Linked DNA regions of Mus musculus: region 2 is linked to region 1. A link is a loop called in an ENCODE intact Hi-C map of the cell type or tissue named here. Cell type or tissue: heart. All regions are shown on one strand. Each heading gives the region's core, and the rest is flanking DNA. Links, peaks and the distances in the headings are about the cores only. Region 1 has its middle 60 kb from the start of Gm41423. Region 2 holds the start of Gm41423 (a long non-coding RNA gene).

Region 1 (11,207 bases), core at 1,708-9,707:
TATACCAGTACCATGCAGTTTTTATCACAATTTCTCTGAAGTACAGCTTTAGGTCAGGCATGGTGATTCTACCAGAGGTTCTTTTATCATTGAGAAGAGTTTTTGCTATCCTAGGTTTTTTGTTATTCCAGATGAATTTGCAGATTGCCCTTTTTAATTCGTTGAAGAATTGAGTTGGAATTTTGATGGGGATTGCATTGAATCTGTAGATTGCTTTTGGCAAGATAGCCATTTTTAGTATATTGATCCTGCCAATCCATGAGCATGGGAGATCTTTCCATCTTCTGAATTTTTTTTTTAATTTCTTTCTTCAGAGACTTGAAGTTCTTATCATACAGATCTTTTACTTCCTTAGTTAGAGTCATGCCATATTTTATATTATATAATATAAATAGTCATGTATTTCATATTATTTATGACTATTGTTAAGGGTGTTGTTTCCCTAATTTCTTTCTCAGCCTGTTTATCCTTTGTGTAGAGAAAGGCCATTGACTTGTTTGAGTTAATTTTATATCCAGCTACTTCACTGAAGCTGTTTATCAGGTTTAGGAGTTCTCTGGTAGAATTTTTAGGGTCACATATATATATATATATATATATATGTATATATATATATATATATATATATATATATATATATATACCTATCATATCATCTGCAAAAAGTGATAATTTGACTTCTTCCTTTCCAATTTGTATCCCCTAGGTCTCCTTTTGTTGTTGAACAAATATCATTTTTCATTAGAAATAAGTTGTTATTCCTAAGTACTGTGTCCCTACTTCTTTTTGATGTTTAAGGATTTTTACATGAAGCAAGGGGATATGAGTAACTTTCAGTCCTTTCCAAATAGACAACTGTTCCACTACAGTGTAAATTTCTTCCAGTGTTCAAACAGATTTTAATGATTTAAAACTCTCTTTTTTGTCTTATAGAAGACTGATATCCCAGAAGGATGTCAAGCAATTCAGATGTGGAAAGCTCCAGTATTCCAGAAGGAAGACAGCTTATAGTTTTCTGCAGCTTTGCTCATCTCTGAGTCTGACCTGCTTGTGGTTGGGGTCATGGAGTGGTTGGGACTCCCTAGAAAAGGAACATTAGTGAGCCCTGGACTCTATAGGACAGAACAAGCTCTGTGGGAAAGGTTCATAGCCATCCAACCAAAATGTTCCCTTCTTGAAAAATGAGAATGTTATAGAATTCCTCAGTGTTGGCTAAAAAGAAAATGGGGGGGGGGGGAGAAAAAGAAATCTCATTTTTTTTCTCAGTAATAACTCAAATGGGCCCATGTAAAATTGTGGGGTTAGATGGTTCTGACTTATGAGAGAGCTTGTTTGTTTGTTTGATTTTGCTGTCATTGTTGTTGTTTTGTCTTTAATTCATTCACGCATAGGCCCTGTAATAAGGAAAGGAGATCTATCTGGTCACTTCTGCACACATGCTGGTCTGCAAGTGTATAGATCAGAACCTTCACTTCACATTCAGGAGCTTGGCTTTTGTTTACCAAGTGACTTAACTGTATAATAAAATGGCAGTCAAGTGTGGCCACATATGCTTGGAATCATCCTGCACAGAAGGCCAAAGCAGATGAATCATGTGATCAAGGTAAGCTGGATTACATAGCAAGACTGTCTTTTAAAAATTACAATAAAAAAGGAGCACATCTTTAATCCCAGTGTCTGGGAGGCAGAGGCAGTTGAGTTTGAGGCCAGCCTGGTTGATGTTGAGCTCCGTATTAGTCAAGGCTAGTGAAACCTCATCTTAAACCAAACCAAACAAACAAACAAAAATCCCACAAACAACAAAAATAACTCCAAAAAGGATACCAAAATAGGTGTTGATGGATGCTTTTGTTTGGGGTTTATAAACTCTATGTATGTAATACATGTGGCTGTACATGAAGATAGATGTACCTTAAACACTAGTATGTACATGCATGTGAACCTCAGAGGGCAGCGTCAGATAGCCTTTAAGGTTTTTGTTTTTGTTTATGATTTTTTGGCTTTTTGTGAAAAAAGTTTCTTTCTGGTCTGGAACTCAGCAAGTGGACTTGGCCACAGGGATCTTTCTGTTTCTGCTTCCCCAGTGCTGGGATTATAAGTACATGTCATCATAACCACATTTTTTTAAACAATTTCTTTCAATTTTTTTATTAGATTTTCTTTATTTACATTTCAAATGCTATCCCAAAAGTCCCCTATACCCTCTCCCCATCCTGCTCCCCAACCCATCCACTCCTGCTTCCTGGCCCTGGCATTTCCCTGTAGTGGGGCATATAGTCTTTGCAAGACCAAGGGCCTCTCCTCCCAATGAAGGCCAATTAGGCCATCTTCTGCTACATATGCAACTAGAGACACAAGCTCAGAGGGTACTGATTAGTTCATATTGCTGTTCCACCTATAGGGTTGCAGCCCCCTTCAGCTCCTTGGGTACTTTATCTAGCTCCTCCATTGGGGGCCTTATGTTCCATCCAATAGATGACTGTGAGCCTCCACTTCTGTATTTGCCAGGCACTGGCATAGCCGCACACGAGACAGCTATATCAGGGTCATGTCAGCAATAACCACATTTTTTTAAAATGTGGCTTCTGGTGATTGAATGTATGTCCGAATGCTTGCAAAGTGAGCAATTTAGTGACTGCACCCTCTCCCCTGCCCCAGATCAATCTGTTGCAACCATGAATGCATTCTTATTACTTGGCTTAAATTACCACAACTCTCATTGTCACAGGCAGAGCAAAACCAAAGTAAACAGTATACAGAGCAGCTTTACTCTTGATCCTTTGTCAGCCTTTGCCAGAGGCCTTTCAAGTAAAAGGACTGTTTGCTTTGCCTGTAGAGTGAAGATGATAGTTAACTGCTTTCAGCCACCAGTACCTTAGACTTGGTGTTCAGCCAAACCCTTAGCTAAAAGTCTAACCAATTGGGATCCTGCACTATTTTTTTTTTAATGCACGGCATCCTACAAAGTTTACATGGACTTGTACAGATAGCATATGTTAGATGCATGGTTGAAAACAGTCTGGTTTCTCTGAGAGTACATATGTCAGAGACATTTTCTCAGCTGTTAACATATCATTGTAACTGAAGAACAGTTGCAGGTGGGATAGACACTACCTTAGGAGAACACAGGCCTGTTTGCTAATCTTGGCATTTCTTTAGATCAATTTGGATCCCTCTGGGACTACCTTGGGTCACTGTCAGACAAGTTTTGATTGAAGGCCTTGTAAGCCATCAGCCTCTTGGCCACAGACTAAAGAATGGGTGGTTCATTAGTCTTACTCGAGGTGTAGGAATATGGCATAGATTTATCTAAGCAGTTACTAAAGCATACTTGGAGATTAGAATAACAAAAAACTTAAAATTCCATGGGAGGAACAGCAGCTTACAAAGAGGAAGTGTCTAAGTCAGTGACCCTGTAAGGCCAGGTCAGATTTATTACATGGATATATTCCTGGTAATGCGACTGAAAAGGGGGTATCAGTTCGATTGGCTTGGCCATTTTCTTAGGCACAGCATGAGGCTCATTTTCTGTTTCTTTCCATGGAGCATGCCAACTGGCATGAAATGGGGTTCCTAATGAGATTAGAGCTACTTTAGAGACATCTGTCGCTTGTGTCCTTCTGTAGTCTGTGCCCAGAACTAGAAGAGGGTGTATGACATAGCAAGCAGGCTCTCTGTCTTGAGCATCCATGTGCTTGGGGCAAGGATCGGAAGTCTGTGCGGCCCCATGGTGCCCATTCTCCATGAGATGCTATCAGCCATGTGCAGCAATTCCTTGTCTGGGAAAAGATTTCATGAATGAGATCAACTTTTGGCAAAGCAAACAGGAGGGGTGGCTGGGAGGAGCCAATGCTCAGAAGAAGAAGAAAAAAACATAGTAGAAAGGAAATACTTACCATCTACACTTTGAAATCTTTGACTTCACATTCTTAAAGCCTGAACTTGGCACTTACAAGTAGTCCTTTGTAAGGGAATTTTGGTTAAGTCACCATGGACTGCTTACTTGGCTCTTGTAGGATTTGAAAATGGCATTTCTCACCTTCTCCACACCACTCTCTACAGTTGCTTGCCAAGTTTAAAAGGGTCGGAAGAAATCCCTTAATTCTGGTTAGAAGTGTTTTAAGCATTACAGAAAGGCTGGCTTGGCCAGTGGACTAGAGGGCAGTGAGCTTTGGTCCCAGAAGCATTTCAGCATCCAGCTATAGAGACAGGCTGCACAGCAGTGACTTAAGAGTCCTCAACATCCTGACTTCATTGCTGCCCTAGGATACCATCACTGTATTAAAAATAACAAGAGTGAATACACTGTCTTTGATCTACATGGAGAAAGGTACGAAACTTATAGCTTGAGAAATAAAGTTCTCTGGTTAAAAAAAAAAAAAACTCCTTTGCTTTCTCAATGTAGTTGCAAAAACTTGAGAGGTTTTATATTTTGGGTTTCACATGGATTGGAACAAATGATAATGTGACCATGTGAAGCTCAAGAAGTAAAACCTCTCAAGTTTTTTGCAATTTTTTAAAAATACATTTTCTTTATGTAGATGGACTAATAATGATCCTCCTCTGTGCTGGGCATTTTGTAATTAATAGGGACAAACGAAGAGTCTGTGCTGACATCTGTAGTGGCTGTCCAGTGTACTCCCTGATCTGTGCTTGGCATGGCCTGCTCATGCTCAGTCTTGGAGTACAAATTAGCAAACCTTGCCTATTGCAGAGATGACGTCAGCACAGCTGCTCAGCCACAGTGGAACTAGGACAGCACTGCTAGGTACTTACTGAGCCAGGATGGTGTTTGAGGAATTTTCTTTAGCTGCTGCCATTTCATTTTGGGGGCAGACCTTGCTCCTCCAGAGCATGGTAATTTTGTACGAGTATTCATTGTGCCACTATTCATGAAAAACAAGACTCTTTCTGCTTATTTCTGAGTTTGGTGAGAGCTACAGTATTTGCACAGGGCACCTGTTGGAATGACAGGGCGCCAAGTTTTCAGATTCATCCACAGATGCTTCTGCAGGGTAAACCATCCTTGCAGAGGATTTGAGTTAACCCTTGCTCAGTGATTTTATAGGGCTGGAATGTGAGCAGATTCCTGCACCAGTCTCAACGGTCTGCCCTGTCTCCCTCTCCAGGAGTTCCATTTAGGTCCCCTGTTGTGAATGTATTCCCTCTAACTCTCTCTTTTTTTTTTTTTTGGTTGCTCTTTAGTCTAAGACATGTTTATTTTTCTTAAGAATTCCTTATGTAATTCTTGGAGCTTTTCAGAGAAAAACCTCAATAAGTGTTTTGTAAAAAATGTAGTGAAGTAATTAAAGAAATATGGATTAATATCCTGTGTAAAGATTCTGCCCTGACTAGGAGAAATACCAAGTGTGGCCTTATTTTACACGACTGGCATTTGGAGATGCTTTAAAGTGCAGCAGTGCTGTGGAGTGTAGTAAGTGGGGTGTGGGGCGGATGAGCAGGGCCTCGGCCCTGCCCTGTCAGTTCAGATAAATCGCACAGCCCCATTGTGGATCCCAAGCTTCAAAGCCCTAGTATCAGGTTACATTTTAAAAGCAGAAAGTCAGAGTCAAAAGACACAGAGATAATTTAGATTTAACTTTGAGGCCCTTAAAACTTACTTCTGATATTTATGTTTCTTACTTTCAGGGACACTGGTTTTTGCTGGTGCCTTTTTTTCCCCCCTTTTTCTTTTCGTTTTTCCTTTTTTCTTTTTTTTGAGGGAGGGACTGTAAACCTATACTCTCAGCTTTCCACCCTGCACTAGCCTGCCCCTGCTGTCACGGATACCTCATGATTTCAATTCCAACTGGACAGGCTCTTCTATCTGGACTTAGACTCAGGTCTAAGGACTTTGGGGACAAATGCTTCTGTGAGGCCCCTGCACGATCCTGTGTTTCTCTGGAGACCTCCTGTAGCCTGAGTCCAGGGCTGCACGCAGTTCCTCGGCAGGCCATTGGCGGTTCAACCGCTAGGCCAGCCTGCTTCCTTCATTCCCTGAGTTCATATAACAAGGGTTTAGGTCTCTAGGTCATTCCCTTTCAAAAAAATCCTAAGGCAGTTCCCATAATCCGTTCTGAAGGAAAGACACCTCCTTGTCCCCAGTTCACTGACAGCTGGGTCCACTAGGGGCATAGGTCCCTCCCCACACCCTCGTCCCCCACCTTCCCACCTCCCCACCCCCAGCCTGTGCTCTCTCCAGGGAAATGACTTTTTTTTCCTTTGCATTCCGCTGCCTCCACCCGACCTGATGCTGTGGAAGTCCACCTCTGCAGCTACAGCAGATGGAGTGGAGGCTGCAAGGAAAGAAAACGCCAAGGGAGTAAATATGTGTCAAGGAACTCATTGTCTGCGCTCCACCTGTTGTTATTCTGGTCCCAATCAACCTGCTCGCCAGGCTGGAGCCAGCGGCCATCTGGAAACACTGCTCTGTTTATAAACTTGGCATGAAGCAGCACTCCCGGGCCCTGACCTCCCACACGAATCTGGAAACAATTAGAGCAAGATGATAGGCAGGCTGGGAGCACTGCTTGGGGGGAGGATGGGGGAAGGCAGGAGCCTGGGGGTAGGAAGAGGGGAGAGCCTGAGGTTGGGGGTGGGGCGAACCCGTGTGGGGCTTGGCCTAAAGTGAGCGCTAGATTTAGCAAACCTGGCAGGGCTCTGACACTCAATTTAAAGAGAATGGAGAGAGAATAGCTGAAGTCTTTTTGAGGAAGGATTAGGGCATGGACTCAACCAAGGTAGGAGTGTAAGGCTTGTGAGAGCAAGGCTTAGGGATTTCAGGGACACTCAGGGGTGGGTGAGCTACAACTGCCTAGATAGCGAGCAGAAGGCAGCCAGAGCCGGGATTCTAGGATTGTCCAGAAAACGGTGGGTCCCAGTGGGAACTTGTGGGAACCCAATGGGAGTCCTAGTGACCAGCCTGCTTGGAATGTGAGGACAGGGCCTTAGGGAGTGGGGTAGTTGGATAATTAGCACCATACTTCTCCAACCCTTAGCCTTACAGGGTGTCCATTCTGATTCTGGAGATGCTCAAGGAACCAAACAGGATAAAGTCACGAAAGCCCAAAGAGTAGCTCCATTCTGAGCAGTAAGGGTGCAATGCTGTGCAGGAATAAAGGCCTTTTGCTCCTGGGAAGGGCAAAAGCATGCTTCAGGTCAGGGTCATCCTTGAAACTCACTTCTGAAAACCTGGTTTTCGCAACAGGAGCTTAAATCATTTATATTTTCCTGCTATAGAATTGAGCTACCTTGAATCACAGAAAGGAGGAATTTTGTGTACTTTCAGGGCCACATAGGAAAATCTGTGCCATGCCAAGAGTGTGTGGCAATGTATGGACTTGATTCTGGCCTCTAGAGACCCAATTATCAGAAAGATATATGAGTTTCTCCCTCTTGTGAAGCATCCTTGTTCTCTCTGTCTCTGTCGCCAATCCCAACTTTTCATTTTCATGCTCAGCTGGGCTTCTAATTCCTGAAATATTAATCTGTAGGCGTTTCTGGCATGCCAATAATTTGCACTAATTAATATGTTCCTGGTTAACTAAGTGGTACTTAAAGAAGGAAGTTTAGTTTGTGTAAACCTTGGCTTCTGCGTGCTCAGGAAGAATAGCAGCCACAGGGAATGCATACATCTCCAAAATGTAACCCAGCGAGAGTGGCAACATCAACCAGTCTATAAAACTTGTCGTCCTGTGGGCTATACTTCATGGCTGGATCCTTTCCCCACCTCTTCTGGGTATGACTTCCCATGCATTTTTTTCTGCCTAAACACATTCTTCGCAACTTCCCGCTCTGCACAGGCTGGTTACTGAATCCAGGAATGTCTAGGGCTGCAGAGCTTGCTTGCAACATGTGCTGAAGTGGAAAAAGAACCAGGAACCACATGCATGCCCTTGTATCTGCTCATGTGTTCCAGGAGAGACTAAAATCCTGTAAGCCAATTTCAACTCTTAGACTCATTGCAAATGGATTCATTGGGTCTATAATATAAAATATTGTGTTTATTTAACTCCCATAAACTTATCTCCTTTGTCTTTGTAAGCTGCCTCTTCAACTAAGGAGCCACATTCTTTCCCCAGCTAATAAAGCTTAACATTTTCCTCTGTGCTTATAAATTTAATTACACCAAGACTTATTTAATTTGTCAAACTTCACCTAGGTTTTTAAAAAAAGCAACCTAACAACACACATCACAAGTATAATCTTTAGATTAAAAAATTAAAAATTCATTTTGTTCATTTTTCTCTCAAAAGTATCACCTTAGTGTTTCCCTTTTCAGAAAAATGGCAAATAGCAATGAAAACTGTGTAGTAGATTGTTTCTGGGCTTTGGGAGAACTCTTCCTCCTCCTCCTCCTCTTCTTCTTCCTCTGTTATCTCTCTCCTGAAAATGGAGGAGGAAGAGGAGGAGAGGAGGAGGAGGAGGGGGAAGAAGAAAGAAGAGGAGGAGGAGGAGGAGGAGGAGGAGGAGGAGGAGAAGCCACAAAATAGTCCCAAACTGAATTTTGTCAACATGCTCCAGTGGAAGGTACATTTCTAAAAACTCTGGATATGGAAAAGGTGAGCCAAGGAGCATCCCTCACTGCATTCTTTACAATATTCATGGGTCACTATTGCATCCATTTTCACCTTCCATGGCTCTTTTGGATTAGGGAAGGAGGAGCTCTGCTCTTTCTGAGAAAAACAAATGCAAAGGAACACTCCAAGATGCTTCACTCACATGTCTCATAGATCAGTATCTGCATCTAGCTTCTCTTAGATTTCAAACAGAATCTATTCAAATGATGCTGTAAAATTCTCTTCCTCACTTATGATAGCATCATGACCTTCTCTTAATGGAAAATAACCACCTTTATTTTCAAAGCCTCTCTATGGGTTGTCTAGTGACTCCCAGGACTCCTTCTCTGGGTAGACCTACAAGCAAACACCCTCCCCCTTTCTTTTTTCTCTGTTCATTCGATAACTTCCGGTTTTGCTTTAGTTTAGTGGGTAAGAGCTCTATCCCTTTATGCAAAATTTCAAAACCAGTACATAAAAAGAAATCAGTATCTAGACATAGTCTAAAGGATTACCTTTTCCTATTTGCTTCTTAGAATTTATTTCTCTATAGTATATTCTTAGAATGGCATTTTACCTAGATGTTTGACATAGGAAAGGCTTTAAAAATTGAATGCTTCCGCACCTTTCTCATCTGGAATTTTGATAGTACTAAACTATTTGATGACTGAAAGAATAACAGCTTTTAGTTTTCCTCTCATAAGGAATGAACCTACAGAGAGAAGTAACTTTGAAGCATTCTTTTTCTAATAATACTCAGGTGTGTGGTGTAGATAAATATTCAAATATTTTGACAGCCAAGTTCCCATCAGAAAGCAATTTATGCCTGTCCTGATCTTGCTTCTTTGGAGATCCTGGAGGGAAGAAGGATCAAGACTATTTGCAAATACATAATATGTTCTTGTATATATGGACTGGGCAGACTTACTGATTCTTGGATGACTTAATAAGGTATTGATTTACTGATTGATTGCTTTAGAAACAGAACCCTAGTATGTTTTCCAGGTTGGCCAGTCTTTCTGCTTTACATTTTGAGTGGTATTTCTGAAACATTTTTGCTGCACATAGGACACCACTATGCTGTCAAACTGGTCTCAGACTCTTGGATATAGCCTTCTTCATAGCTTTTTTCCTGAGAATCTAGGACATACATGCTCTAGTGTCTATTTGGAGTAGAAGAATAAGAGGCATTCTGTTCTACACCAGACTTGAGAGGAGGATTTTGTTGTTGTTGTTGTTGCTGCTGTTTTTAGGTTTTTGGGTCAGAGTTTTACGTAGGCTAGGATGGCCTTGAACTTGATTTATATTTGATGATGTCCTTAGTCCTCCTGCCATTGCCTCCTGACTGCTGGGATTGTATGAAGGTACATTTCTAAGACAACTGCAGGATCAAGCCCTCTGTTGTAGGCCTCATTACATCCTCTGCTTCAACCACACTAGGAAGTAATCTAACCCTGTGTGATTATGATTGTTCTCCCAAAAGACCTACTGTTCCATAGCTACAAATGGAGCTCTCCACAGAGCTCTGACCAGGGGGGACAGACACTTCCTCCTATCTCATTAAATACATGTAATGACAATGCCTGGGGAATGTCACCGGCTCTTTTACAGCCTCTCTAAAATATACTTACTAAACTTTTGCTTTATGTGGTTTGGGCTGCTCTCAAGAGTAACAGTGTTACTTCTTCTACTGGGGGCAGCAAAAGAGAAAGAGTTTGGAACAGGGACAATGTTTCCAGAGGAATTAACATATCCCTCTTATTGTGATTGTTCCTTCAGATTTTCAGCCACAGAAAGCAGTGGTTCGGGATTCTGTGAGGGAATGGTAAAGAGTAGCCTAATAGTATGAGTATTCAACTCCAACATTGGTTTGGCAACTTAAGAGATGGAGATGGAGATGGAGATAGAAAGACTTTCCAGGCTCTTAATCATATCAAACATGGCTGATCCATAGCATACAGTATCAAAGCATAAAGAAGACTCTTTGACAGTGATACTGTTTCAAGGAACAAGTGGACATTGACTAAGAAGAAAACCCAAAGGTTGGCTCTTTATTGCCAGTGAAGGCACATGGAAGAAAGGAGAGGTATCAAGGTAATCTATGTAATGTGAATATCTGATATGCAGATGGTCTTAGGTGACCCTCATAAAAGGGTTCTTCTATCCCCAAAGTGGTCAGAACCCATAGGCTGAAAACTGCTGTTTACCTCCCCATGAAATAACACTCAAACACACTGGTCTCTGAGAGAAACTTATCCCAGTTGCAGCACTGGTTCCTATGTCTTCTTCCTTTGTTCACTACTTTCTCTTTAGCACCTGTGTCAGGGTAGCAGTAATGCCAGGTACAGAATGTGGGCTCCTGGGCCAGGCACAGTACTTTCTGTAGGAACACATATTCCAGCACTTCCCCAAGTGCCTGGCACATGGTTACTGTCAAATTGCTTGATGCCTACCAAACAGTGACCATGAATGGGAAGCTCCTGGTGTTCATGCAGAAAAGCTCAGTGCGGTTTTGCTGAATGTGGACGGTTTGTGCTGTTCAGTGCTCTCACCTGCTCCAGACTGCTTAGGAATAGTCCTTACTTGTTATGGATAGTTCAATTTCTGTTGGCAATAGCCTTCCCTGACCCTCCTTTATCAGACTAATCA
Region 2 (11,207 bases), core at 1,787-9,786, 59 kb before region 1:
GTCCCAGAAGAGATGATTGTCTTTAGCTTGGCAGTTGCAGTCTTGGTGGCAGCTGTGGCTGAGAGCTCAGAGAGACCTTCTATAGGAGATTATGCTGTGATTCTGTAGGCAAAGGCCTTCTTCATGGCTCCTCATGGCAGATCTTGATAGAAAGAGGCAGTCCATGGTTCTTAACAGTTTATGGTCATGACAGAAAATGGATGTGTAAAACCATACCCCACTTCTTAGGGTGGGCCTGAGGTTAAATACCTTTTTCAGGGAGGAATATCTGGGAAGGGAAGCTTATTGGCTAAACACTCTGGACCTCTAGGTACTTCATTAGCATGGAGAACTCTGTTTTGGGCCTACATGACCACAAGTCACATCTCTTTTATGTGAGAACCATTGCACGTGTTCCCAGTCAGGAGTCTGGTGCCCACCAAGTCTCAGGGTCTTGACCTGCTCTACCTTACCAAACTTCCATAACACAGAAAGCAGCATTTACATGTTGATACTTTGTATTCTAAGTGTTGCAGAAGTGATCTTAAACTTAGAGCAATGTTTCTCAACCTGTGGGCCACCACTCCTTTGGGAGTTGTATATCGGATATCCTGCATATGAGATATTTACATTACAATTAACAACAGTAGCAAAGTTACAGTTATAAAGTAACAACCATTCTGGAAATCCATCTAGCAGTTTCTCAGAAAATAAAAAATAGATTTACCTGAAGATCCAGCTGTATCACTCTTAGGTATATACCCAAAAGATACCTCACCATACCACAAAGACACATGCTCCACTATGTTCATAGCAGCCTTATATGTAATAGCCAGAAGCTGGAAACAACCCAGATGTCCCCCAACTGAAAAATGGATAAAGAAAATGTGGTTTACTTACACAATGGAATACTATACAGCTATTAAAAATGGAGACATCATGAATTTTGCAGGCAAATGGATGGAACTAGAAAATATCATCCTAGATGAGGTAACTCAAACCCAAAAGGACATGCATGCATCCTTATGTACTCACTAATAAGTGGATATTAGCCCCAAAACACAGAATACCTAGGATACAACCCACAGACTACAAGAAGTTTAACAAGCAGAAAGGCCCAAGTAAGGATGCTTCAATTACACTTAGAAGGGGGGGAGAAAATAATCATGGGAGGCAGAGGAAGGGAGGGACCTGAGTGGAAGAGGGGGAGGGGAAAGGGAGAACAAGATCAGATATGGAGGGGAGGGACAGGAGAGAAGCCCAGAGGGCCAGCACAATGAATGGAAATATTCAGTCCCAGATAGTGGGAGGTAGCGGGACCCTCTAGAAAGTACTAGAGACCTGGGAGGTGAGAAACTCTAAAGACTTAGTGGGGGTGACTGTAGTTGAAATGCTCAACAGTGGGAAGGGGGAACTCAAAGAGTCCACCTCCAGTAGATAGACAGGGCCTCAAGTTAGGGTGCAAGATTACCAACCCACAGTCAAAAACTCTGACCCAGAATCGTTTCTTTCTAAAAGAACTGCAGGGACAAAAATGGAAAAGAGACTGAAAGAAAGGAGGCCCAGTGACCAGCCCAATTTGGGGTTCATCTCAAGGGGAAGATTCAAGGCCTGACACTATTACTGATGCTATGGTTTGCTTACAGATATGGGCCTAGTATGGCTGTCCTCTGAGAGGTCCAACAAGCAACTGACTGAGACAGATGCAGATACTTACACCAATGGACTGAAGTCGGGAACTACTGTTGTTGACTTAGGGAGAGGTTGGAAGAAGCTGAAGAGGAGGGCTACCCCATAGGAAGACCAGCAGTCTTAACTAACCTGAACACCTGAGATCTCTCAGACACTGATCCACCAGCTAGGCAGCATACAAGAGCTGGTAAGAGGCCCCGGCACATAACAGCAGAGGACTGCCTGATCTAGCCTCAGTAGGAGAAGATGTGCCTAACCATTGAGGCCCCCGCGTGGGGGGGGGGGGTCTGCTTGGGTGGGGTGGGAGCATCCTCTTCAGGAAAGAATGTGATGAGGAACTGTGGGGGGGGGAATGACTGGATTGTAAAAAAAAATAAATATAAGTATATTTTAAAAAGAAAGTGTGTTGTGGAAAGATCTTGGAGACAGGGAAGAAGGGGTGGTTGCAAGCCAGTGCCATTCAAGATTCTCCTATTATATGAGAAGCCTCTAGGAAGAAACCACAGTATTGACCACAGTAAACTGGACCACAGACCATGCACCAAGGCCACAACTGCCTTAGTACAGTGGCTTTGCTGTAGAGCTGAGAAAGTAGCAGAGAACAAGTTTGGGATTTACCTGAGCTCTGGCTCTTGTGGAATGCTGAGCATTCTCAGTTAACAACTGGGTTTTAGATTTCTCCTGGAAGCAGCTGTTCATGTATGCAGGGAAGAGCTAAGATCCCCTGTTTTGCCCAAGCTGCACAGCGTATAACTTACAAGAAAGGAGGAGCTAAAGGAATGAGAAAGAAACTGCAAATTATTTTTTATTATAAAAACATGCTTTGTGTTTCATCTGTTTCCATGGGCATTATCAGAGAGCTTTTGCCTACTCTTGAAGAGCCTTGCTCATACATTGTGACATAATGAAAGCATTCCTTATCTATTATCAGCTAGCCACTAATTTAGTGTCTGTGTGCAATTAGATTTGGCTTCAAACAGGAATCATTTCTCAGCAGGATTACTCAATAGATGACTTTATTGTCTCTGTTCCCTTCGTGGTCCCTTTACTTGGACACAAGGGAAAAGGCTACTGCTGGGCAAATACCAGTCCCCCAGAGGAGTTAAAGAAGTGACTAATAGTATCCTCTGGGGGTTTCTTACTAGCTCCGCCTACTCTTTGAAAAAAAGAGAAAGAAGACTCTAAGGGTGATAGCTGTAAAAAAAAATGCTAACTAACTAACTAATAAGGGAAGCCTTCGAGCCCTGTTAGCTGTGGAATTCAGACTCCAAGAACATGCTTTCTTTCATTCTGAAATACCAGTCTCCAAGCAGCCCCCAAGCTCATTGCCCTCCCATATGTAAGGAAAGAGAGCTTGAGCACCAAGCATTCTTTTTAAATTGACAACAGCATTGTTAAAGATATAACTGTGGCTTGCAAACACCTGCTCAGCCTCCCACACCCTGCAAGCATGTACAAGTATAGTCCTTCAGCAAGCACAGGTCTATTTCTCAATTGCTTTAACAGGTAAAAACTGGCAGAGTTTCCTGGCAGAACATGTGCTCTAATTGTCTGTCTAGCTGATACCTGTTCTGAGCTGTTCTAAGTGGATTTATTATAAAGCTCTCCTATGATCATCTAACCCTGAAGCATTCCAGTGGACTTGCTTTGAACATGTGGTGGTTTCACAGACCATATAGAATGAAATGGAGATTTACAGGCAAAGTTAGAGGAGGAAGCACTCAGTTGTTGCTACTGTCTTCCCAACACCCTGCCTGGGCAGAACAGGTGTATGTAAAGGTGACGCTTACTTCAGGAGACAGCGCCCAAGGGAGCTGCAAGTTGGAGCATGTGGCAAGGTTTTAAGAAGTGAGGTATAAGATTCCAAAGTTTTTAGTTAAGTGCAGATAAGCATCCACATGCTTCGGTTTCTCAGCAGAAACTTGTGAAAATGTCTTAAGAGACCGCTGAAAATGGCCAGGAAATGTGTCTGCCTCTCCATAGGGTTTTGCTTCCTCCTGTTAAGTGCCCTCCCAGAATAGCTTCAGGATTCTGAGCCAGATGATAAAATAAAACAGTCAGTAGCTTTACATTCAAAGGCTGTGCTTATTTACTGATTGTAAGTGTTTTGCACTCAGATGAGGTCGTAGAAACAGTCAGACATCCAGACTCCTGTTTGATTTGTAACTTGACAGAAGCAAGGGCTGGGGTAGGCTCTGATTTCACCAAGTCGCCCCCCCTCCACCTCCCCCGTGCGGCCACTTTCTCTTTGTGCCCATTAACATTCTGAGCAAGGAAAAAAGAACTGTTTTTCTAGGAGTTGATAGAATGTTTATGCTGACCATCCAATTGAATTTGAATTTCAGGACACTGTGCCTCCTCAGAAACAGGAGGGTTTGATTGGTCAGTATAATTGCACAGTGGAAAAGGAGCCTGAAGACCTGGAACTTGAGGGATCCAGTTCTTTCCAAACCCTGCACTGCTCCAGAATATTTTATAAGGTTCCACATGTGATGACATGCTCCAGAAACTGGTAACACAGTAGATGCTTCTGCCAGGAGACGTGGAACTGGATACCTTTGCTCATCAGGAAGAGAGAGAGGTACCTGGGTCCTCAGACCTTTGTCTCTTTTAGGGTAGGATGGCTCTAATAAACCAGACCTTGCAGAGGATGACTGTGTGTCTGTGTGCTGTGGGTGTGGTTTCCACTGGTGTGTCCTGGAGTCCCGGGGATGCAAGCATTACAGCTGTGCTTCCTCTTAGTTCCCCCTCTGTTTGAATGGCTGCTTAGCATGCATCAGGCTCTGGGTTCAACTTCCAAGCACTTCAAAAACTGAAGAAAAAAAATGAAAACTAAAAAATTAGAGCTGGTTTCTTATCTCTGACAAACTTTCGAAGCTCACTCACCCTTTCCTTGTGAGCCCTGTGCATGCGCATGAGACTATATCTTGTTATACATTTTAACATAACAGAGTTACATATTACTACAGATGGATGTACTTTTACATCTAAATTTACATGGGAGACATGGGCAAAAATAATTTGGAAAAGATTTTTCACAGGTCTTCCTTAGATGACAAAATCCATTTTACTAGGCTCTCTAGCCAAGTCTCACCCTTTTAGGGGCAGATACAATAAAAAGGATTCACATGATGAGTCTGTCCAGGGTGGGGCTGGGATGCATCTGGCAAGTGTCCTACTCTTGTCTAAGGTACCCAATTGCTGTGAAGGGTAGATGACTCAGCTGCTTATCTCCTGACACTTGGCCTGATCTATTAGGTATAAACACAGAATGGACTGCAGAAACTTGAGGGATGAAGTTTTGGCGAGGAATGTCAGCCCGGGCAGGTGAGGCATGACTTTACATCCATGCCCTTGAGGGATGCTAGCTTATTTTGGCAGGGAGACCAAGGTCACCTAGGGAGGCATCTGCTCACTTGGAAGAAATGTGAGTGTTGTCTGCAGCAGAATGACACAGAATATTTGGAAATATCTGAAGAAAAGATCAAAGCTTATGGATTTAATTACCCAATCCCACCTAATTAGCTGTGGCTGGGCTGTTCAAGTTGAGGACCATTGAAAGGCAGCTTCCCCTCGTTCTGTGAACTCCAGGGCATAGCTGCACCCTGCAGGCAAGGTTTCAGATCCTTATGGACAAGAAGTGATGACAGCTAGCTAGAGAGAGTTCAGGAAAAGTTAGTTAGCACTAGGAGGGTGAGACTGGTGGGGGCAGAGGCAAAGCTAAGAGATGGGGTTGTCCTCTGACTTGCACTGTGTTGTGTACTCTTGTGAACTAAATTTATGATTTTGTCACAATCTTTAGACACTACGTTGGCTGACTTTTAGTTCTCTTACAATGCAGATGTGTAAATGCTAAGATTTCTTCAGAAAATAATATTCTTTTCAGAGAGTTCTTTATATGTGACTGTTCAGGAACCATACTTGTCCTGAATCCATGTATGGCTCCCTGGGGCATGGTGCAGCTGTCCTGTCTACTAGTCTTGGGTATATTTCTGGGTGTGCCTGCTCTGTGGAGATGTAGAGAAGTGTCTGTGAGAGGCTTAGAGCTATAAGCCCCTACTGTCTTGGTAGAGTGAACATCCTGTGCCTTATAAGTAACTCAAATAAAGTAAGTCCTTAGCACCAACTTTCCTGAATTTTAGAAGCTGTAGCATTATTCTGTTACATGGATTTTTCAAATGTCACAATATGTTAAAGAACAAAACTTTTCCCCTAAAGTGCTTCTTTATAGGTGTCTGTTTGTTTGTTGTGTTTTTGCTAGTGACTATTAGTGACTAGAAGGGCAAAAAAAGATATTTTCATTTCCATTAGTGTGAACAAACCGCTGCAGGCAGAGAAGTGCTCCAGTAATGTGCTACTCGTGCAGCTGCACGGTCTTCTTTGCCTCCTCACTATGGCTGGTGTTCTGTAGGATTGTGGAATGGTAGATACTGATCAGGGGGTCCTGGCCCTGATACCTTTAGCCTGTATGGTTGAGATGTTGCCTCTGGCTTATTTTGTATGTCTTTCAGATATCTATGTGTATTAGTGTTGAACTTTTCTCAGCTGAGATCATTTGAGCTGAAGATAGTTCATTCTCAGAGGACCAAGTTTAAACATGTCATAACATATACATAATTACCTTTAATATAAGGATTTTGGTTAGTTTTATTTTAATAAAAAATAATAAAAAGGCATGCACTATATGGATGAGTGTTTTGTCTGCACAAATTTTTGTGTAACATTTCCATGCCTGATATCTGCAGAAGCCAGAAGAGGGCATCAGACTCCCTGGAACTGGAATACAGATGGTTGTGAGCTGCCACATGGGTACAGGGAACTTAACTGGGGTTCTCGAAGGAATAAGTGATTTTAACTACTGAGCCATCTGTCCAGTTCTCCCAATTATATATTCTTAATATAATATAATCTCCTATCTTTCAGGTTGAGATAGCCTCCATAATATGGTAATGCTGGCACAGTTCAAAATTCTTCACTAAGTCCCTGGGTGTTCTGCACGTTGTACTTATTGCTGGAAAACATCTGGGAACAACAACAACAAAAGACTTACTGTGTCCACTTACGATTCAGTACTAGAACATTCTTAGTCTGCAGTAAAACGACTGTGTGCTGTGTGTGATAGCCATTTGAATGGTTACTTTATTTAGAAAGTCCGAAACATATTAAGGCTATAAATTAATTTTTGAGAACATTTCACATGTCCAGAGAAGCAACTAAAGTGAGGCGAGGCCAGCCCGATTTCTCCTATTCTGAGGCTGTTTTCTCCAACATGCACATGCTTTCCCTGAAAACACTGATATCCATATAATTCTGTGATCTTGCAAAAGTCATAATTTGATTTAACAATGTTGATTTTCATAGCCATGACCAAACAAAGTAAACCTTTTCTGAGATCTAAGATAAAATTAGAGGTGATTTCCTCTTCATCTTAGTTCCTTAACATTCTAGTCTCAGATTCACACAGGAGAATGTGCAGAAATGCAATGTTTTAGAGAAGCAAGGCATTATTAACAACCAGCAGCCAAAGCTTCCAGGTTTTGACCCAATGTATTTAGAAATACTTTGGAAGCAAGAAGACCTAGTTACTGAGGTGAAGACCTCTGTTATTGAGGGTGTTTTGTTCTTACACTAGATTAATTCTTGGGGCTCTGAGATAATTAGTCCATACTGAGCTAGAATTGTCTCTACTGAAGCAACAACAGAACACAGTAGGTGCTCAGAGCATCCAAACAGTCATTCCACTCCCCACTGGGTCCCTTCTTGCCCTTCGTGTCACAAGCCAAATATAAGAAGTATAGTCCCCTAAAAATATCCCATTATGACAGTAGCCAGAACACTTTTCTCAACAAGGGAACAGTAGAGGCTGTGTGGTATTAAGTTGGAGGCTATGGGGGTATTAAGAATGGTGACTAGACTTTAAGTTATTAAAAGCCCAATACAACAACCCCCCCAAAAATAAAATAAAATAAGAAACAACACACCAAACTAGAACCAAATAAATACATATGTGCATGCATACACACTCACACCCCAAACAAACAGACAAAAGCAAAACAAATAAACAACATCAAAAACAAAAACCCCACAACTGGGGTATCCTTCATGAATTGGTCACCTACTCCTGAATATGAGGCCTGCGCTGGTATGCCCAGTATCATTGTATTGGAGTAAATGATTTTCAGTCTCCCAGCAGATAGATAGTTAAGCTGAGGATCTTTACCTGAGTAGCTAGGTTTACATTCATCCATTCATTTTTTAATAAAGTAAAACAAAAGCTATTACACTGAAGTTGGACAAGGCTGAACCCACAGGGAAAAAAAAAGAATCTAAGAAAAGACACAAGAATCAGATATTTATTCAATTGCATACTCAGGGATCATGTAAAAACTCTAAACTGGAAGCCATAATTTAAGCACAAAGAACCTGATGCAGACCAGGGCCTGCTGGTTTAGTCTCTCTGAGTTCACATAAGCTTTACTTATGAGGATTTATAGATCTCTGTCTCCTCAGTATCCTCCATCCCCTCTGGCTCTTACAGTCTTTCTGCCTTCTTTTCCTATTTTTGTAGGTCAGACATGTCTTAGGCTATTGCTAGTACTCTTAGTTACCTTCTAGAACGTGACAGTAAGACTCTATTGCAGAAGACACCACACATGTGAGTCATGGAATATGAAGATATCAAGCTGGTATTTACATGAAAACTTCATCTGTACTGATGACTGGCTTCCTAGTGCTGAAGGGTGTTAGGAAAGCTATAGAAGGAGAAAAGAAGTCATCATTCTTAATCAGGTATAAACCCTGGTAGCTACAATAATGACTATCATGACAAGATCAGCCCTCAGCTATAGTGGTGACATAAGTGCTGTGGGAATAATCAACCTTTTTTTTTTTTTTTTTAGTCCAAGGCCTGCTCCGTGAGATGTCAACCTGTCACTGTTAATTAGGCCAAGAACCTGTGGCTATACAAGTCATAGGCCCTAGAAGAGTATTAAATACTATTATTTTGCTAAATGGCTATAATAGTAAAATGGCTCCTGATTGTTATACTCATAGTTCAGTGCATTGGTCAACCCTTATCAGAAAGAAGATTCTTTGTGACAAAGATGACAGTTACCACAAAAGCATTCAACTGGTCAGTCTGTTGAAAATAAGAGATTAGGGAGCTCTCAGCCCTAAATGGGTTTCATGTATCACCTCCTGCCTGCCAAGGCTCAGAGATCCTCAAGAAAGAGGGTATAGAAATACTGTACAAGCCAGTGGTGATATATATATATTTTTAATATAAAACTATAATTTATAATAAATTACATTATTTTATTTATATTTTATATTCACATTTATGATTTACATAATGTTATATTATATTTGCATATCATTTACATTTATATTTATATTTTATTTTATAATGAAACATGCTGTTATAATAATATATAATATATTATATAATATATGCTATAATATGTTATAATATATAATATGTATAGAATTATATATATTATACATAATATGTAGAATGAAGTTCTGTTGCTCTAGAGAACTCTGGCTAATATAGATAGTGTGCATAAGACCTAGGCATGCTGAAGCCCAACCAAATCCCAGTATGGAAGGGAAAAGATGGGCACAAAGTCTCACAGTAGCTGAGACAGCCCTACACCAAACACTACATGAGCCACACATCCTGGATTAGATGGAATGAGGAAGGTGGAGAAAGGGATCCAAGATGGCTGATTAGGGAGCTGAATCTGCAAGTAGTCAGAGGAGAAATGTGAATAGAATTAAAGTGCAGTATATGAAATTCCCAAAGAATTAATAGAAATATTGTTCCTTTTTAAAAGATTGGGCCCTTTTGCTTTTTTATGCTACACTGTGAAAACTATGTACTTATCTAACATATGGGCAAATGTTTCCATTGGCAGCTTGTCTTTTTAAATCCTTAAGTAGTAACTTTTGCTGAGTAAAGTATATTAGTTTTGATCAAATCAATCTGTGGTTGTTAGGGTTTATTTTTATCATTTAAAAAATATGTGTATGTTTGTGTGTATGTGTGTACATGTGCACATGAGGGCAGGTACCAGCCAAATCCAGGAGAAGGTGTCAGATCTCCTACAGCTGGATTTACAGGGAGATGTGAGCTACCAGACATAGGTGCTGTGAGCTGACCTTGGTCCTCTGTATGGACAGTAGGTGGTCCTAACCACTGCGGTTTCTTTTCAGTCCTTCTCATTTTAGTTTTAGTTTATGTGACATGTTTAAGAACTCATTACTTTGCTGAGGGCATAAGGGCCCTCTTTCATGCTTTTCTTCAGCAGCTTTTAAATTTTTTTTTATGTTTTTCTTTGTGCAGGTTGTGATTCCAAGGTTGATTTTGCATAAATTGTGAGGTTATGTTGAGATCACATGGAGGTTCACTTGAATGTCTATTTCAACTTTGTTTGGTAAGATGACAGCCTTCCCTCATTAAGTGTTCTTTATACCTTTGTCAAACATCAGCTGGTCCTTTTATTATAGTTCTTGTTGGACTCAATGTTCTGGAATAGGGAGCTATGCTTAGCACTCTGCTCTTGACATACCTTTCTAACAAGATTTTGGGTTCAGGAGTGCTATTTAATCTATAACATTCCTTATTGGTAATTCATATTACATACTTGCTCTTCGTTGGTAATTCTTGCTCATTTCAGACCAGCAGAGTTTCCATTTGGTACAACCAAACATAGATAACAAAACTACAAGCTTAATAAAGAACTGAAATGTCTACAGAGTTGTAGGTCTTTGCAGAGAACGTGTCTCCTAAGGATAGTCTACATCCCCTAGAGTGAAATCTGGAGATCATAACCAACCACCTCTGCATTTCAAATAGCCTCTGGACCCAACCTACCCAAGGAGCATTGCTTCCTTGTTAACTCTTACATGACCATGCATGAGTTTTCTCTATCATCTCCTGCAGCTTGGCCAGGACTACTTCCTTGTTCACAACTGTACTCCAGGTTTTCATTTTACTCTGTTGTATCATAGTATAGCCTACCAGACAAAATATTCTACTATTCTACTTTTCTGAAGCTTTTTTTTTTTTGAGATTTATTTTTATTATGTGTGTGAATGTCTGTGTGCAGTGCCTGTGATGGCCACAAGAAGGCATCATATCCCCTTGGAACCAGAGTTAAAATATTGTTCTGAGCTGCCCAACCGGTGCTAAGAATCAAATCAGGGTTCTTTGGAAGAGCAACCAGTGTTCTAAATTATTGACCCACCTCTCAGCCCTATGTCCTACATTTTCCACAGTTGTTTGTAGATTTTGATTTGTCCTTTCAGACTAAGCTTATTGATGAACTTGGTGCTTTACGGAAGCCTCTGCACAAAGGTTCAAGGTGTGGTATTTGCTCTAGTAAGTGAAAAGGAATTTTTCTTGCTTATTTCTTCAACCAGAGAAAATTTGTCTGTCTCCACCCCTACCCTCTTGAAACATGATCTTACTTAGCCCAAACTGCCCTCAAACACACTATGAACCTGAGGGTGACCTTGAACTTCTGATCATCCTG

What was found. Peaks named below come from ENCODE experiments on the same cell type or tissue, not always from the same donor. Only the 100,000 strongest peaks of a DNase experiment are listed, where the experiment ranks them.
Region 2: a loop joins it to region 1, with 2.0 times the contacts of the local background. A loop is called at or near these places in 2 of 42 quality-filtered maps.

The regions. Positions count from the first base shown.
Region 1 is chr16:15,048,310-15,059,516 of GRCm38, reverse strand. It overlaps the pseudogene Gm46561. Among named protein-coding and RNA genes, the nearest start is that of Gm41423, 60 kb to the left of the region's middle. In heart, for the core only: CTCF peaks have their summits at 5,897 and 6,097; DNase peaks (open chromatin) are centred at 4,716, 5,956 and 6,446; H3K4me3 peaks cover 1,216 bases; H3K27ac peaks cover 2,528 bases.
Region 2 is chr16:15,107,025-15,118,231 of GRCm38, reverse strand. Gm41423 (a long non-coding RNA gene) reads left to right here and starts at 4,014. Exons shown (of 3, transcript XR_875932.1): 1 at 4,014-4,252; 2 at 10,016-10,106. In heart, for the core only: a CTCF peak has its summit at 6,435 (motif pointing right); no DNase peak of the experiment used is centred there; H3K27ac peaks cover 325 bases.